Linked DNA regions of Homo sapiens: region 1 is linked to region 2. A link is a contact called in ENCODE Hi-C or POLR2A ChIA-PET data. All regions are on one chromosome and are shown on one strand. Each heading gives the region's core, a stretch centred on a gene start or an enhancer-like site at or near the end of the contact. The rest is flanking DNA. Distances are from core to core; before and after follow the strand shown.

The links. A loop is a pair of places that touch in the nucleus more often than their neighbours do. ChIA-PET counts read pairs that join two places held with the same protein, here RNA polymerase II (POLR2A). Pooled maps may share reads with other maps.
Region 1: a loop to region 2 is called in a pooled map, with 3 times the contacts of the local background. The contact joins two enhancer-like sites. A Hi-C loop is called at or near these places in 3 of 50 pooled maps. POLR2A ChIA-PET finds 5 or more read pairs at or near these places in 2 of 52 experiments (A549 and WTC11).

The regions. Positions count from the first base shown.
Region 1 is chr6:148,143,292-148,148,662 of GRCh38, reverse strand. No RefSeq gene overlaps it. Among named protein-coding and RNA genes, the nearest start is that of SASH1, 200 kb to the left of the region's middle. RefSeq lists an enhancer at 1,033-2,232. Within about 2 kb of position 1,807, at least 3 of the 41 ENCODE cell types and tissues checked have a DNase peak (open chromatin) inside an H3K27ac peak, as active enhancers do.
Region 2 is chr6:146,902,822-146,908,013 of GRCh38, reverse strand. All of the region lies in intron 7 of STXBP5-AS1 (STXBP5 antisense RNA 1), which reads left to right. Among named protein-coding and RNA genes, the nearest start is that of LUADT1, 250 kb to the left of the region's middle. Within about 2 kb of position 2,446, at least 3 of the 41 ENCODE cell types and tissues checked have a DNase peak (open chromatin) inside an H3K27ac peak, as active enhancers do.

The sequences.
Region 1 (5,371 bases), core at 558-3,057, 1.2 Mb before region 2:
GCTTGATTTCAACTTTTAGCAGTAAATTTAGAAAGTTCACAGAGATGATCATTATGTGTAATGAGCATCAGGACTTATTATAGGTCAATTGACATCAAGAACTTAATGATATGGGGATTTTCCATATTGCAGTTAAAACTATTTAACAAAAAAAGAATTCTCAACTTTTCTTCCTTTGAACTACTAGAGAATTATTGATGTTTATGGTCTTCGTCTTTATTTGGGTTCTACTTGAGATTAATTGTGGCCTGCCCCACACTTTACCTAACTGCTTTTTATGTTAACCTAAGCTACCCCAATACCCATTAGCACTGAGTGCCATTAGCAGTGATATTACCTCCTTGACTACTCATGCTGAACTCACGTGTAATAACAATGAGGTAGGCTATTAGGAAGAATTCGTCTTACACAGCACGACTGAAAAACACTTCTAAGTCTTCCCCAAGTGATATAAAATGCACCAAAAGTTATAACAAGAGAACATCCAATCTCCATAAATGGCTCTATTTGTCAGTAGCTTTATTTTCAATACCAATTGTTGGAAAGTAATGTACTTCTATCCACGTTTCAAACTGTACTTACTGGTAACTAATTTGCACAGCCTGAGAGATATTTATTTGGGATGACATTGAACTGAGCTTTCAATATTTCTGATCTCCATCTTCTCTTTGGATAGGCCATCTCTGACAGAGCAAGAGTCAAAAAATATGTATTTGAAATCTGCTGATTGTCATTTGGTTGCAGTGCTTTATTTGGAAAAACTACTTCCAGGAACTGTGTTGGGATGCCAAAGCTGACTAGACTGCACCTTTGCCTTTAACATTACAGATTTTAAAAAAAGTTAAAAAAACAAAAAACCCTCATTTTTTTCAAGCAATATCCCATATACTTACAGTCCAACTGATATTTATTGACTATCTCTGACATGAATAGCTCTAATAAGTTATTTTCCTATTCGATGACACAAAGGGATGAAACAACCAAAACAGCTGTCAGATTAAGAATGCTGTTGTCACCATCAATTAAATCCCTTTGCTAGATAGCTCTGACCACGCACCTGTTTCCTTTCCTTTTCCTTTTTTTTTTTTAAATGGAGAGCTACTCTCCCCCCCTTCCCCTTCTCCTTGTATTGAAAGAAAGGCAGGAGGGGAAAGGGACGATAATTTAGCTGAAGGTCAACTAGGGCACCTGCTAATGGCTCCCTCTCCTCCCATCACTGATTGCCTGAAAATAGGAAATCAGCCCAAATCTATTGTTGTGATCAGGGAGCAAAAGCTGTAATGCTGGTGAGTGAGCACGTGCTTCTTCCTGCCTCTTTTTCCTTCGAAGAAAAATGATTACTACATTTAACTGACACACTGTAGAGCAAATCCCTTCTTTAGAGCTCATCAGTCTGAAGGGTGATGGGGATGCGGCCCAGAAGAACTGGTCTCCCCTGATGAAAACACCTGCTGCCAGAGCCGCCCACCGCCTCTTTCCTCTCGCTTCCCTCACGTTTCCATGGTTCAAGGTGATCCTTAAAACCATGGATGAAGTGTGAGGCTTGCAATGTGTCAGCACCTAAAAGTGGGTACGCTAGGGTATCCTGGATTTTCCTGTGTTTGGGAGAATAATCAGCGATGACTCAGTTCTAAGAGCAGGCCAGACCCATGATGGGGAGAGAAAAAGCAACTGTGAGAAGCTGATGGTGTCCCAGCCTGCATCCAGTCTGACCCTTGTCTGTCCTTCCAGACAGGATATGAGCAAAGTTACCTAGCAGCACCAGCGGGAACTGAGCCAATGAAAACCCCCTGCCCTGCTGCATTCTAATTTCACAGGTGCCCCCGCCTTCCGGGCACAACAGGAAATGAGTCAAGGCAATGATGATAATGAGAGGAAGAAAAAAAGTGCTTCCTCTGTACAAAATGCTTACACACAGGTAATCTCATCTTTTAATTGACTTCTTCCTCAATGCAAAGCAGGTTATTGTCCTTATCTTTAAGAATGAAGACATAGATTTTCTGAGAGAGGTGAAGGTGATGTATGAGGTCACATGAAGGTCACAGCTAGGAGCTGACTCAGCTCATGACACCTCTCGGAAGACGGGGAAATTTCCAACTGAACTTTTTGTAGTTAATACTTGAAAACTTTTGCCTCTCATGAGACTAGGTTTTTTTGAATATTATTTTAAAATGTTTTATTTCCTGACAGTATACAATCTTTATGGTAGGTAATATATTCTTAGAGATGCCAAGAAAAAAAAATTATTATCACCATCTACAAACCACTGTGAATTTTTGTGCTTCCATGGGATACTAAGAGTCAAAGACTTTTTATATTTTTAAATCTATCATTTACCTTTTAGCAAGTATCTGGTTAGTAACTTGGCATAATGTTTTACTCTCTTCATTTTTTTTTTTTAAGAGACAGTCTTGCTCTCTCACTCTGATGGGAGTTCAGTGGCACTATCATAGCTCACTGCAGCCTCGAACTCCTGGGCTCAAGCAATTCCTCCTACTTCAGCCTCCTGAGTGGCGGGGACTACAGTAGTGCGCCACCAGGCTAATTGTTTTATTTTTTGGAGATACAGCATCTCTCTATGTTGCCCAGGCTGGTCTCGAACTCCTGGCCTCAAGCAATCCTCCTGCCTCAGCCTACCAAAGTGTTGGGATTACAGGTGTGAACCACCGTACCCAATCTCTTTTTCATTTATTAAATGAAATTAATCAAATTTACCTGATTTGAAAATTTGAAAACAATAAACTGCTAAGCATACCTGTATTTTGGCTTTAGTTTAAAAAGTGAAAGATGGCAAATGTTTCTTCAATTAAAAATGCAGTCACAATATAAGCATAAAATAACTCATATAACATATTAGGACTACCCAGGAAACAACATATGCAATAAAAAAAATAGTGACAAATATAGAAATACTGAATTTGTAAGGTCATTCAACTTTTTGTACTCCAGCAGCAACAGATTATGAACTGGTTTTATTAAGCACTGTAGCCCCAATAATTAATTTAAAGGTTGCAGCTAGCACAGTGTCTGGCCCAAATAAAGTATTGAGTTAATATATGTTCCCTGATTAGCTTGCTTCAACTGCTTCACAAAGTTTACTTACATTGAAAAATCATGTTGTACCTAATAAATACATCGAATTTTTATGTCAACTATACCTTTTAAAGTATTATACATATATAGTCTCTAAATAATAACTAAATGAGCTGGTGTTATAATGAATCTGTTTCATGATTTTGAATTATTTTACAATAACGGTAACGGAATTCTTAAAGTCTTTAGCAAAATAAACATACGTTCATTCTGTACCTATTTTTGGATCTATAAATCATGAAGTAAAAAGTATTCAGGCCACTCAAATGACATATAATTGGACATAAAGCCTGTGGTAGCATGATTTTAATTTTAGGAGAAATTAGTCTCTCTGTAGACTTTATTCTTATGAAACACTCTCCTATTTCGTTTTTCCTTTTCTTCTATTCCTCCCAGTCGCTGCTCTTAGACATCATCAATGTGCTTGTGTGTATAAAAGGCCGTGGCTCCATTGCGCCCCCTGGTGTGAAGTGTTTGTTCCACCAGAACTCCGAATGTCCAGAATTCCATCTCCATTTTGCTTTGAAACATTGAGTTGACTATTAATATGACCATATTAATGTGATCAAAATAAAAAAGCAACAAAACAAAATTGAGAGAGGACCCTAACCTCTGAGCTCCATCTTCCACCACCAAGTCAATTTTAGTCCATTCACAAGGCTTCAAAAGATTTTAAAAAATACACTGTGTAATGATTCAGGCCTCTATATAGGTGGTAAATGGCAAAGTGCCCATCATCACTTTTTTCTGGACTCATAACTAAGTTATACTATCTCAGGCCCTAGCACAGAATCAAACATAATCTCACATTAGACCCACTCAGTACAATTTTATGAGACATTCTTTCTTGCAGACACCAAGCCAGCCCACAAATATCACAAACTGTGTAAAATACATTCATTTTTATTCTGATGTGATATTCCATATTATGGACTATTTTGTTACTTTAGATTTGTTGCTCTCAGTGGTGATATTATCCAGTTGATGATTTGATTTTCTTTTTGTTCTCATAGCCCCAGATGGACTACAAATACAATATAATCAGTCCCTAACATACGAGTGAGCAGTGTTCCTAAAGTGTATATATAACTTAGTCATTTGGAACTCAAAATACATTTTCCCACAGAAAAAAATTTAAAATATGATAATTCGTTTCCAAGGGTAACCCCTAAAATCAATTTAACCCAGATTGAATTGGAAATATTTTACTAACAGTACCATTTCTACTAAAGTTGGCCAACCATTTATAAAATTATTTGTCCAGGAAAATGAATTCTGAGGTTTACCTTAGGACTACCAGAAACACTCCTCTCTTTCAGAGAAGTAGAAAGACCATCTGGCTTCTGACTGGGGGGCTGCAGGGGGTCTGGCTGGAGTGACCACGCAGATACTCTTTAAGGGCTGGCATGTGCATGGGTGAGGAGAAAAAGGCAGAATTCATACCATTTCCCCAAATCACTACCCGGCCTCTGTCCTACTGTATGGGAAGAACGCTCAGTATTAGATGATTTCGCATTTAGGAGCACGTAAATCCTTCAGCTGAAAGATGCCACGGCATCTACTGTGCTTTCAGGGACTCTCCCCAGACACACAGTGAGAAAGGGATTATGAAATGTAGGAGAAAGCACGCACCCACTCACTTATCAGCACACTCAGTGATCCCTGTGATATTACAGCTACTCTGACAGGTGCTGGGGATACAGAGGATAGAGATGGATAAGGAACTGTCCCTGTCCAACGGGCTCACATTCTAAGCAGGAGTGACAGATATCTATCTAAAGGGTGGTCTGCAAGCATAATAGAAAACACAAGCAAGCATTGTGTTGTAACTTCAGGGGGCTTACATGATAGCTGGGGATACATAATCAACAACCAAAAATTAAATCGGAATAAAGAACATAATATTTCAGATGTCACAAAGGAAACTAGAAGCAAGAGGTGAGGGAATAGTGTACCCTGTTCCTTGACCATAGAACCCCCCTTTTCCCATGGAATATCTTACATCACTCAGAACATAACTGTGACATGAAAGAAAACTCAAGGATATTTGAGTGTGGAAAATAAGTAGTATAAATCCAAGAGAGGGAGAAACTTTTAATTAAGCCATGCTAGGTTAACCCCTGTGCTTATCTTTGCTTCTGTCCAAATTTCTCTAAAAAGGTAATAAAGATAACAAAAATAATGGAAGTACACAAGGGATAAGAGAGAATGAGAGAGCAGACAAGGTGATTAAATTCTGAAACATGGACAGCTGAACGCAGGGAGTAACAGACAGAGC
Region 2 (5,192 bases), core at 1,197-3,696:
GAGTTCCGACAAAAGTGTTGTCCCTTCTCCAGCCATATAAAAATGGACTTTGTTTTCTCAAAGACTCATGAGTGTCCCAAAAATTCTACTCTCCCTTCTCAAATATAAACATCAGAATCTTCCTTGGAGAGGTGAGAGACTCGAACACTTCACTCTCTTCTTTGGTTAAGGATTCTTCCCTTTCAGGAGGCTGAGGATTGGCTATAATATTTGCTTGTGTTTCATCCTTTCTCTTTGAGTCTGAGTCTCTGTGTGGAGGTCCAATTGTCTAGGGGCAAAAATAACCCATTCTAGCTCCAATCATTGAACTAGAACATTAGTCCTTATACAAATAACTATATTAGGGAATATTACTGGTTTCTACAGGGAAAATAGATTTTCTGCTAGAATAGAAATGTGAACACTTCCTCTACTTTAAAGTACAAAAAATATTCTATTTCACCTTTCACAATGCCAAAGGCACCTCTGTATCACTCAAAAGTATGTGTTGATTGGCCAGGCATGGTGGCTTACGCCTGTAATCCCAGGACTTTGGGAGGTTGAGGCGGGCGGATCACGAAGTCAGGAGCTCGAGACCATCCTGGCTAACATGATGAAACCTCATCTCTACTAAAAATACAAAAAATTAGCTGGGCGTGGTAGCACACGCCTGTAGTCCCAGCTACTCAGGAGGCTGAGGCAGGAGAATCACTTGAACCTGGGAGGTGGAAGTTGCAGTGAGCCAAGATTGTGCCACTGCACTCCAGCCTGGGTGACAGAGCAAGATTCTGTTTCAAAAGAAAAAAAGAGTATTTGTTGATAAATAAAAGTTAAACTTTAAAAAATATATTGTTTTCCCATCACTTTTATTGTCTGATTGAGGAAAATTACCTCATATTTGTCTCATTCAGTTCATCTTTCAACATGGGATTCTAACTATAGAAGTTGTCATGAAACCAACCAAAGTTATCAACAGAGCCCTGGCTTTAGAAGATACTGCCTTGGGTTAACAAAGAGGACAAAAATAACCTGTGTTTAAGTGTTTAATTCTGTTTTCATAATGTATTTATTTCAAAGATTTTTAAGTGGAAATATGGGACTTTGTAAAATAAGTTTTTAAAAATATCCTTAATTGTTCATGGCCAGAGGAGATGAAATTGCCAGAATAAGGATGACATGGAACACCCAGGGGTAGACTAGGAGGGATGTAAATGTGAAGATACCAAGAGATGGCATCCTTGTATCTCCATCAGTGCCTGTCATCACAGAGCTACCTTAAACGATCACATAACCTAAGGAAAATGAGTGGGCTTAGTATGTAAATGCAACTTTAAGACAATCCCCAGCTTTTCTTCCAACATATTGCAGTCCCTGAGCCCATAGCGTAATAGAAATTCTGGAAGCTAGCATCTTCTAATCCAATAAAGCTCAATAGTAATAACAAAAACCTCTAAAGAAGTCGTATCTCAAGCTTGAAATAACTTGTAACCTCCTCATCTCTTTTTCTGTATTGTTACTGAGTAGCAATCTTGAATTCAAGCAATTAAAAAGTGGAAAATATTTGTAATATTCCTATATCAATAACACTGGTTAAACACTTTATATATATATATATATATATATATATATATATAAAATACACTTACATGAAGTGCATAATTTAGCACTTACTATAGACCAGATTCTTAATTTTGTGCATTACCTCACTTGTTTCTCAAAGCAGCACTGTGTGAAGTAGATACAATTCTTTTACCCATGTTAGTAGTTGAGAAAACAATCTCAGAGAGCAGAAATGACTTGCTGCAAGTTATACCATGAGTGACAGAGCTGAGAGGTTAGCACAGTCTCTCTGACAGGAACACCCTAGCTTATAACCACCATGTAACACTGCCAAAACAGTAAGGAGGTATTTGAGTTTTCAGGGTCTGCACACATATGCAGTTGATGGCTGTTGGGAAACTAAATATGAAAATAGCTTGGCTTATGCAGTACAGAAAAATGTTTATTCTATTTCCTAGGATGTAGGCTGGTGGCAGAAAGTAGACCCTGGAGAACAGGAGCACTTGGTTTCAAATAAAATACCTGCATTAAATATTCAGCTTTCCTGCACCTTTATGTGAGTACAGTACCAGAGGAATGGGCAAACTGGCAATGGCTCAGCCTTGGTATAAACAAATCTCTGCACTGGCCCCACTGAAGGCCTGATACTTTATCAACTGGTGAGACCCAGAAGGGGTACCAGGAACACACAGTTTCCCCAGGGCCACTGCTGCAGCCTCCCTGGTTAGATCGTGGTGCCAATCAGGCCTCCAGGTTGATAGGAATTGATGTGGATTAGTTTCACAAAGCTGCCTCTCTTTAGCCCCAGTCAAATGCAGCTGTCCAGGTAAACCTAATGCCAGCAATGGTCAGATAGGCATCTTTGTGGTTGCTTGGATAATAGGTATGTTTATTTCCTCTGTGATGTCTGGGCAAGTGCCAAGGTTCAGGCCTCTGGCTAAGGAAGCAGAGGGACTCAATGGGAAATTGCCAGAGGGCTGACTCTAGCTGAACATTTTTGCCAGCAGCTATTTGATCATTCTAAAGATAAAGAGGACAAGGAAGAGCCAAATTCATTTTGCAACTGGAGTCCTCTGGGTGTTCAGTCTCTTTGTAATATACTGTTAATGTGATTAAAATGGAAGCATTTAGACTTAAATGGTTGTTGGAATAAATTAGGGACATCAAAATTGGCAGAGTTTAGGTTTTGAAGAACTCAATTCTGTCAGCTCTCCATGAAAGTTAATCACTCCAATATTAAGCTATTTTTTTCATGATGTGAAATTTGGCAGTGAACAAAATCAACAGGGTCACAGCTTCAAAGAGGAATCCACTACATTTTGGCAGAGAAATGTGCCTAAGAATGCCTCTTTTAAAGGACTTAAGAGGAAGCATCTATTAATCAGAGGGGGTAGAAGAGGTGTGTGTGTGCATACATGTACCCAGTATCTGAGAGCCAGTCGGTGAAACTGATTTTTTAATGTAATCTGCTGTCTTCAAACACTTTTCCATTGGTCTTCAAAAATAAAAAGAAGCAAAAATTCAAATAGCAAAAACACCTCTAAATGTACATGTGACACAGACATACGCATACATGTATATAAACACATATACGCAGACAGGTAGCACGTGAAGAATAAGATGGTGAGAGATGTGTATATATTTATATGCACGCATGCACATGTGCACACTGACATTTTGGTTGCCTGGGTAGCAAGCAGAAACAGAAAGCTTCTCAGAGTAGAGCTAGCCACTTCTTGAAGATCTGACATGTCTCAGGCAGTCGTGGGTAGCTCAGAGCAAAATCTTTGAAGAAAGCAAATTTGAATGTCTCTTTATGATCGTATTTATACCTCAGACTTTTTTTTTTTTTTTTAATCCTCAGACTCCTTAAGTCCATGGGGAAAGGGCTGCAAAATAGGAGTTTGGCTTTTTGGCCTATGAATTAATGACAGTTTCTGGATCAGCTATTTCCCAGAGAACAAATCTCTTATTTCCCTCAACACACACACACACACACACACACACACACACACACACGGATACAGAATATACACATGCACTCAACATTATCAGCTCTTCTGTATATGTGTGTCTAACACATTGTTAATGGTTTTCATTTTCAGTGTTTTAAGGATTTCCCTGAAGGTTATCCAAATAACAGCTTTGCAAAAAAATACATAAAAGGCCACGTTCAAATTGTCTTTTGAATGATGCCCTTGCTAGTCATGAAAATAAGCTCTTTCTCATACGCCCGGTGCAGTACTAAAAAAGAACCTGGCACCAGCCGTGATGAAAATCCAGTCTGGGGACTAGGAGAAATGAAATATACTGTGCCCTTTCTCTGAGGTCATGACTCCATCCTCAAGAAGGCTATAGCAAACAATGTTTAGGGGTAGAAAGTGTCACATGTAAAATATCCACTGGGAACTTTGGCTTACGATACTCCTGCATATGCTAGAGAAGAAAACAAAGGTTTATTTCCTATGATATATCAATCTTAGGCTTTTTATGTGATCAGGTAAAAGGGAGTGTGGGCTACAGGTCTGGGGACCAGTTCTCTATTTTAGGCATTGATTCTACATAGTTTGTGACCTTGGACAAATCATGAACCCCTATTCAGAACTTATCTGTAAAATTAGGATGAACATGTCAACCTCCTCCCCATTGTGGCTGAGAAGAACAAAGATGATTCTTAGATGTCACCTGTGTGAAACCAACAAAGTGCTTTATAAATATGAGCTACGGGGATTTACATAGAGGGAAACTAATACATGCAAGTAGGGAGTGCAACGCTTCCTTCTGGAGAGGAAGAGGCCTCAAGAGGAAGGCACCCCTGCAAAGGCGGGAGGGACTGGCTGCTATTGTCTAACGCATGTTGAATGAGTAAGTCCTCTAAGGACCTTTATCATCTCCGTCTTCCAAGTGCCCGCTTGGTTTGAATGCCCACACGGTCAATTTGAGTTGAATTTCCAGCCTGCTAATGTGTGTTGATGTTGTTGTTGCTGAGAAACTTGCATTTCCCCTATAGATTAGTTGATCTGCCTTTCTATAGAGTCTGAGTTCCTGATCTTTCCCCCACTTTAGTGCTAACGTAATAAAAATAGAATTGCTGCATAATGATCCAAAGCCCTAATTGATTCTCCAGTTACTGTAATTGTGTCTCAGACCTCCAAATCCACACTGAAGTCGGCTATTGATGAAGCATTCTAACCAGAACACAAGACTGGAATGCATGGTGGGAGAACCTCAAGAAAAGGAGATCTTGTTTTAATTAAAATTAGCCCTTACTAACAAAAGAAAACAGTTGTTCTCAGGCCTTGGATGCTAACAGGAGCAAGATTCCTCCTGAGGGGAGTGAACCTCAATGTTTTTTTAAAAATGTTACCAGCTTTTCAAATAAGTAGGCTGCTCAGTCCCTTAACAACCTAGATGGGTAGCCTTTCTATAAATAGCTCATCCCATTACATTCTTGTTTATTCTCTGTTTATGTGGTTACTGGCTTTATTCTTGCCTATTGTGGGTAGATGCCCAGGCTCCAAGGCAACTTTGTATTTTTGTCTTTTGGCAAAGCAGAACAAGGGGTGGGAGTGAAGAAGATGAAGATGGCGACTCTCCCCCTACACCTACCAACACAGCAACCTACATACTGTCTGTCTGAATGTCCCCAAGGG